Regions from separate parts of the Homo sapiens genome. Here regions 2 and 3 are each linked to region 1. Evidence: chromatin loops called from intact Hi-C (ENCODE). Cell type or tissue: mammary epithelial cell. All regions are shown on one strand.

Evidence for each region. Peaks named below come from ENCODE experiments on the same cell type or tissue, not always from the same donor. Only the 100,000 strongest peaks of a DNase experiment are listed, where the experiment ranks them.
Region 2: it touches region 1 in a loop (8-fold over the local background); 2 of 110 quality-filtered maps call a loop at or near these places.
Region 3: a loop joins it to region 1, with 5 times the contacts of the local background. A loop is called at or near these places in 17 of 110 quality-filtered maps.

Annotation. Positions count from the first base shown.
Region 1 is chr9:36,399,433-36,401,932 of GRCh38, reverse strand. RNF38 (ring finger protein 38) reads left to right here and starts at 1,664. Exons shown (of 12, transcript NM_022781.5): 1 at 1,664-1,836. The coding sequence starts at 1,825. It overlaps LOC124902152 (a long non-coding RNA gene), which reads left to right. Exons shown (of 2, transcript XR_007061475.1): 1 at 1-39; 2 at 348-468. RefSeq lists silencers at 605-1,064, 1,095-1,424 and an enhancer at 1,635-1,704. In mammary epithelial cell, no CTCF peak of the experiment used is centred here; DNase peaks (open chromatin) are centred at 1,002 and 1,422; H3K4me3 peaks cover 2,141 bases; H3K27ac peaks cover 2,001 bases.
Region 2 is chr9:36,336,153-36,338,652 of GRCh38, reverse strand. It overlaps RNF38 (ring finger protein 38), which reads left to right. Exons shown (of 12, transcript NM_022781.5): 12 at 1-2,253. Among named protein-coding and RNA genes, the nearest start is that of RNF38, 63 kb to the left of the region's middle. In mammary epithelial cell, no CTCF peak of the experiment used is centred here; a DNase peak (open chromatin) is centred at 1,442; H3K27ac peaks cover 1,521 bases.
Region 3 is chr9:36,247,281-36,249,780 of GRCh38, reverse strand. It overlaps GNE (glucosamine (UDP-N-acetyl)-2-epimerase/N-acetylmannosamine kinase), which reads left to right. Exons shown (of 12, transcript NM_005476.7): 2 at 384-589. The coding sequence starts at 426. Among named protein-coding and RNA genes, the nearest start is that of GNE, 9.9 kb to the left of the region's middle. In mammary epithelial cell, a CTCF peak has its summit at 1,551; no DNase peak of the experiment used is centred here.

The DNA.
Region 1 (2,500 bases):
GCAGCTGAGGCCCAGAGAGGGAAAGAGAGACTGGTTTAAGTAATGCCAAAAGAACTAGAACTTGAAAACCCGAGTTTTCTGTTGACTGGTCCTTAATAATTTTACTCTACCACCCTAAAATATGATCACCATCCTTGCGGGAAACATCTAATTTCTGCTTTAAAAAGTCCACCCCTTCCATGATGTCCTCTTGACTGCCCTCTCTCCTTAAGTCTGATACCACTTTACTATTTTTTCCTTGTATGGATTGTGCTTTTGTGGAAATTTTTATTTTCTCTCTTGTATCGTGATTATCAGGACAGGAGCCAAGCCGGCTTCAATCTTTGTTCTTATTTCCCCTCCCCAAGCGACATCTGAGCAACTGTCACACTTAAGGAAGCCTCGGACAAGTTGGGTTCGAACCTGTTGGCTTGCTGCATTGAGAGACACCTTTGTGTACTGCAATAAAAATTCTTACTTTTCGGGCCACGTGAATGCATTTATGCTGTAAGAACTACGTGAGGTCAGTTACTGTTTGATTGCGGAGTTTTGTAGGTAGGAGGCACGGAACAGTAGCAACAATTTACTAAGAGAAAATCTATAGGAATTGGAACAGGGCCCTGCGGTCCGCAGGGCAGCGGGGGGCGGGCTGGGGCGGGGCTGCGCAGTGGTGCTGCGCGCGGAGCTCTGTTGCCGGAACTGGTCCGAGTCGTGCGCCGGGCCGCGCGCAGCCCCGCCCCGCCCCGCCCCGCCCCCTTCCCCCTCGGGGTGGAAACAAAGGGGGTTCGGCGCGCGGTGCGGAGCCTGGGGGAAAAGGGAGGAGCGCTCCGGTGGTCTGGCGCGCTGGGCTCGCTAGGTTTGTGCTGGCGAGGGGACGGGGTGGGACGGGCGACCCGGACCCAAGAAGTGGGAGGACCGCGCGTGTCGCGGCCTAGCGGCGAGGGGAGTCGCCTGCGCGCGCAGCGGAGGCCAGTGCGCCGGCGCATAGGGAGCCCGGGTCTGTGATCGCCGAGGCGGGGTGAGGCGGGGTGCGGCGGGGCGCGGCGGGGCGGGGAGGGGCGTGGCCGGGCCGGGCCCCTAGTGCGGTGTTGCGGGACGGGGCCGAGGCCCGGTCGGTTGGGGCGTGGGGGCGGAGAGGATGGAGCCTCCGAGGCGTTAGGCGACTCTGTCATCTCTGGGCGTGCAGCCGTCGTTTCCTGGCGCGGCCCGTGTGATGGTGCCGGGAGGAAGGAAGCGCAGTGACAGTGCCTAAGTTGGAGCCGGGGTTCCGGGGGTGAGGAGGCCCGCGGACGGCGGATCTGGCGAGCTGGCCGCGGGCTGGGCGAGCAGTCACAATAGGAGGCGGCGGCCCAGCGAGGATCCGCGGGAGCTGCCCGGCAGGGCGGAGCCTCCCCTCGCAGGTACTGGCCGCCGCGGCCGTTGGCTGCAGCGCGAGGGCGGGACGGGCTGCGGGCCGTTGAGAGCCTGCGGGGCCGCGCCCGAGTCTTGGGCTAAGGTTTGCCTCGGCCGCCCGGCGCTCTTTGTTCCCGCGGTGGCGAGGAGGCGCGGTCTCAGCTCGCGGAGCCGCCGGCCCGCTGCCCGGCAGATGGCCTCGCTCTCTCGCTCCCTCCCTTTTTGCCGAGACGCAGGTGAAATGATGTCACCCAGGAGAACGCGGAACCCGGTCGAAAGGGTCCTCTCTGGCGTCCTTCTGCTTCCGTGGGTTTCTGGATAGGCTGCGTTTTGTTCTCAGGGGATGCAAGTTCTTCCTTTCAGGGTTGAAGCGTGAGAGAGGTTGGTTTTTGAAACGGGAGTGTTTCAGGTTATTGAGGTCCAAAAAGAAATAAAGTTTTTGTTTACGTCTGTATGGCTTGTAAGGTAAAGTATTTTTCTTTGTGTTGCAAAAATGATATATGCTATTATTCAGTAAAAGTTGGGTATGCTAATTCTACCGTAAGTAGAAACACACACATGTAATTATTGCCACCATTATATGAATTGCCATTTCTTTTTTCTTAAGCGGTGGACTTAACGTATGAAAACTTAAATGTATACAAAGCTCATAATACAGTTGTTACCTTAGAGTTGCAAGTCTGCTGTATTCTGTTTGGCCTTGATTGCGAGTGTTGTTATACTTGAAAATTTACCGTAAATTTTTTTCAATAGCAAACAAACCTTGTATGTAGGCTTTAAAAAAAATTCCCTTTTATAGGGACAGTTGGAATCGAAGTAAAATTGTTCCTATCTTCAGGGAACACCGTCTAATGGAAGAAATAGAACTTTTGTAGAGATAATACGAAACCACATACATATAGATGTCAGATCAGGTGTGGGAAGCTGGGACACACTTGGAATAAAAAGATGAAATTTCTGACTGGAAGTTTACCTGGGAATTGTGTCACTTCAGATACTCCTTTCTCTGGGGTTTATAAATATATATTTATAATATATTTATTTATAATATGGTATTATATAATATATTATATATATTTATAATATGGTATATTTCACCTTTTGCAAACCTGCTAATCATACATTGTTC
Region 2 (2,500 bases), 63 kb after region 1:
AACCTGTTAATTCAGCTTGACTTCTCATATGTGTTCTGTGTTCAAGCTCCTGTGGGCAACTCAATTGTTTTAAGAAAACTCTATTTCTGTTCATATTAATTCACTTGCCAGACTCCAATTCTGAAAGTTGTCTAGTTCTTCCTTCATCACACGTGCTTCTCATCGAAACCCTGGTTTCAGGATGGATCAAGTGCTGTTACAGCTCATGTTCCTTAGACCTGATTTGTTTTGATATTTTACTGCCTTTCCTTTTAATTTTTGTTTGAATGAGAAAAGTTTAATACAACAGGTGTCCAGAATACTTGCAGTATAAATGAAGATTTGGTTTTTGTATAAAAAAATAATGCTGTTAAACAGGAGTTGACCTTCATTTAGTTGATGTAATACATAGCTGTATGGGGTTTTTTTTAGTAAGTTCTTTGAGCATAATTCACTTTAAAGTCATTTTTCCAGCAATGTTTAAATTACTTTCTCATTCTTTTAGTGTATTCAACATTGTCTGCCTCTTCCTGCAGTTGATGTAATTGCTTTGTTTGCAATAGCACAAGCTGCATTATTCCAGTCAGGACTGTGATAACTTGCTGCCAGCCCCACTCAACTTTCAGTTGGCTCTGTGTCAGTTTTCCATTCAGTGTTAACTACTTGTTACTGCCATGCTGCTTGCCCTCCCTTGAAGTGTCTATAAGCTCATCACAGCCTAGAGTTAAGTAAAGTCAATTCACAGAAGCACAATTTTGCCCTTTGCGAGACATTGTTGCCTCTATCTAGTCCTACAAGTAGGGTTTTGCATACTGTGTTTGCCCCTAGGGTTGTCAGTGCATCAGAAATACTTCTAAATAGTGGTAAAAATGCACATGGTTAATGCACATGTTACTTTTAAATCATTAGGATATCCCTCACCTGTTCCTGATGAATAAAAAGTGTGTTAAAGACCAAAATTCTTGGCATAATAATCAGCTACATACAAATCACATATAGTTTAATCTTTTTTAATGAAAAAAAATCATGTTTAAAATGGCAAAAGCCCATCTTATACACTTTTATATAGCTGCAAAAAATTTATATCTGTACAGATCTAACACTACGACACTCAGTATTCATTTTATTGAAGCATGCAAGTAAAGCACTTTTTCTAATTTATATAGAGGTATCTAATTAACACAGCACATTGTACTAATGACTAGGAGTAGCAGCTTTTTCTTCTCTCCCTCTATGAATTCTTATAATGTCCCTTTTTCTGTAAGTTTTTGAGAGGCAATTGGCAATTTAGGAGGCAGCAGGGTCTGTTTTGGTCAAATCTTGAATTTCGTTGTTGCACTCTAGTGACTGATCTTTGGGAATGTCTTGTCTTTGCATGGGGCTCATAGAGATGTGTGCAGACTTGCTTATTGTGGTTAGTGTGTATCAGGAACACACACACAGGTGTTCTGACCAGCTCAGGCTTGCCACAGTGAGCAACTCTGTGGCTAGCAAAAGAGAAGTTTATTTGTGCCCAGCCATTGGTCACCTTGGGTGATGCACCAGATAGCAGGCAGATGTTGGTTCATTGGCCTTCGTCCTCTTTCCTCCTAAAATAATATTGGCTTTACCATCTTAACTCAGCTGTGGGTTTTTTGTGGGTTCTTGTTTGTTTTTTGGCATGAATTGTCATCTTTGGTGTTTTTTTAACCCCCAGCCCCTCAAAAAAATAAGGCCTCCAGGTATCAAGATCTCATATTAGGATTTTCTGTCCTTAATTTTTTGAGCAAAATCTGGAAAATGTGAAAGCATATTTAGATTTTATATACTATCTGAAATGTGATTTGTTAAGATTCTTAAATTTGGGCCTCTTAGAATAATTTTGAATGAGATCTACCGACTCACTTGTGAGAATATTTTTCACAGATTATCTTTGGGCCTTTTCATTAGAAAGCTGTTTGTTTGTCCCCCTGTTGGTACATTTGGTTACCTCATTTTGCCGTTTCAGATTGTGAAAGCTCACAGGGGTGTTTTTTGGAATCATTTGCTGAGTCATTTTCTCAAATCATATTCCATTGTATCAGTTAACATATAGTTTTAAATGTATGTATTATAAATATCTGTAACCAAATCATTTGAAGGCTTGATAAATTTTTAACAAAGTTTGTACATTTTTTATGAAAGTTACTAGTAATGCTTTACTAAGTAGTGCAATGAATTTTTATTTTTAATCCCTGTGCCCAATTTTGGAGTTGAGAGGGTTGTTGGTAATAAATGTATGATGTACACTTAAAACATCTGTTGTGTTTCATGTCACTGTGTTAGGGATGGGGAAGGGTTGTATATGCATGGGGATGGAGAGATAGATAGCAGCAGGAAGATAGAGCTGGGTTGAATTACTGGCTGCCAGATTCTGTATTTCTGCATTTGTGTAAACAACTTAGAAATGCAAAAGTAACTAGCGTTGTAACATATGGTACATATTTATATATTTTATATATATATATATATATATATTTTTTTTTTTTTTTTTTTTTGAGAC
Region 3 (2,500 bases), 150 kb after region 1:
TCCCGAGTAGCTGGGACTACAGGTACCCGCCACCACGCCCAGCTAATTTTTTTTTTTGTATTTTTTAGTAGAGACGGGGTTTCACCACGTTAGCCAGGATGGTCTTGATCTCCTGACCTCGTGATCTGCCCACCTCGGCCTCCCAAAGTGCTGGGATTACAGGCGTAAGCCACCACTCCCAGCCTTGGAGTTTCTTAACTCTGGATATACCAATGGGAGAGTCACACATAAGTGGAGGTGCAAAAAAAGATTAAGAATCACTGTACTAAATAGTGGTTAAGGACTTGAAACTGAAAATTTCTATTTCTGATTTAGAGAAGTTTAAAGTTTAGTTATATCTAGGAGTTATTCTGATTATAAAGTTTTTATTTTGGCAATTTCAGGAACTCTATTTTAAGAACCTCTCAAAACGAAACAAGCAAATCATGGAGAAGAATGGAAATAACCGAAAGCTGCGGGTTTGTGTTGCTACTTGTAACCGTGCAGATTATTCTAAACTTGCCCCGATCATGTTTGGCATTAAAACCGAACCTGAGTTCTTTGAACTTGATGTTGTGGTACTTGGCTCTCACCTGATAGATGACTATGGGTAAGATGAAAGCATTTTCTTATTCTTCATTGCAACAGTGTGCTAGAAGGAGCTTGGGTTTTGTAGCCATATGGGCCCAGCTTCAAATTCCTGTTCTGCTGCTTAGTTTTTATGTGGCCTTAGAGTAGTCACTTAGCATCTCTGAGCCTCAGTTTCCTCATTATATAATGTAGTGAAAACTTATATTGTAAATTATTGTGAGGAATGGAGATCATGATATAGAGCATCCATCACAATGATGCCGCTTAGTAGATGATTGATAAATGGTAGCTATAAATAATATTACTGTTTGTTATTAGTTGTTACATTCAAACAAATGCCACTTATAAATACATATTGTATGAGTATAATAATGTGATTCCATGTAAACTGTTTTGTGAGCTGTAATGGCAATCTTTAAAACTGGTTTATAGGCCAACAGCATATAAAGTAGTAGATATGGAACAAGATTTTAAAAATCTAATCTGCAAGGTAAAGTAGAGAGTTACATTACTGTCACCATTGACATTTATTTTGCTGACATTAGGTTTGTTATTAATCACAGGCTACATTTAAAAAGTGAAAGTTGGGCCGGGCACGGTGGCACATGCCTATAATCCCAGCACTCTGGGGGGCTGAGGTGGGTGGATCACCTGAGGTCAGGAATTTGAGACCAGCCTGGCCAACATGGTGAAACCCTATCTCTACGAAAAATACAAAAAAAAAAAAAATTAGCCAGTTGTGGTGGCGCATGCCCGTAGTCCTAGCTACTCGGGAGGCTGAGGCAGGAGAATCACTTGAACCCGGGAGGCGGAGGTTGCAATGAGCTGAGATCACACCACTGCACTCCAGCCTGGGCAACAAGAGTGAGACTCCGTCTCAAAAAAAAAAAAAGCAAAGGTTGAATAATCTGAGAGAACAAGGCGTATTACATACATCTTGATGTATGTAATAAAAAGTCATTTAGTGCACCCTTGTGGCATGAATATATTAATGCAGTCTCCAAAGAGGATCACAAATACAATACTGTATCTGAAAGAACCTTGCGTTAAAATAAAATTGTCCTTTTCAGACTATTCTTTAAAAACAAGGTGGGAATTCGCTACTAGGAAATACTTAAAGAGTAGAGAAGAAACTTAATGGATAGCTCAGGGATCCACAGATTTTTTTTTTTTTTTTTTTTTTTGAGACGGAGTTTTGCTCTTGTTGCCCAGGCTGGAGTGCAGTGGCGTGATCTCGGCTCACTGCAACTTCCACCTCCCGGGTTCAAGTGATTCTCCTGCCTTAGCCTTCCGAGTAGCTGGGATTACAGGCATGCGCCACCATGCCCGGCTAATTTTGTATTTTTAGTAGAGACGGGGTTTCTCCATGTTGGTCAGGCTGGTCTCAAACTCCCAACCTCAGGTGATCCACCTGCCTCCGCCTCCCAAAGTGCTGGGATTACAGGTGTGAGCCACTGCGTCCGTCCAGATTTTTTTTTAATATAAAATGAATTCTGGCTATTTAGGAGCATCCTCTCAGTAGAACAGAAATTTTAGCTAGAGCCTGAGATGAAAGTTTGAGTGGGTTCTTTTACTGCTCTGAGAAAGCTTTGACAGGAAGACTAGTGGAAGAGAGGCTCTCAGGGAAATGGTAGTAGGTTTTTTATCTGCCTACCACAGTTACCAAGGGTGGAAGAATAGTGTTTATCTGATGAGACCGTTAAATAGGAAATTTGACTAGTACTTAATGAAAATGCATGTTTAAGGTACATTCTAACACAAGAAATTGGTTGCTTCTTGGGAGAAGAATTGGATGACTGGGAGACAAAAGTGAGAGACTTTTCACCATGAAATGTTTTCTTAAAGAAAAAAGGTTTGGCCAGGCACGGTGGCTCACACCTGTAATCCCAGCACTTTGGGAGGACGAGGCGGGCGGATCACGAGGTCAAGA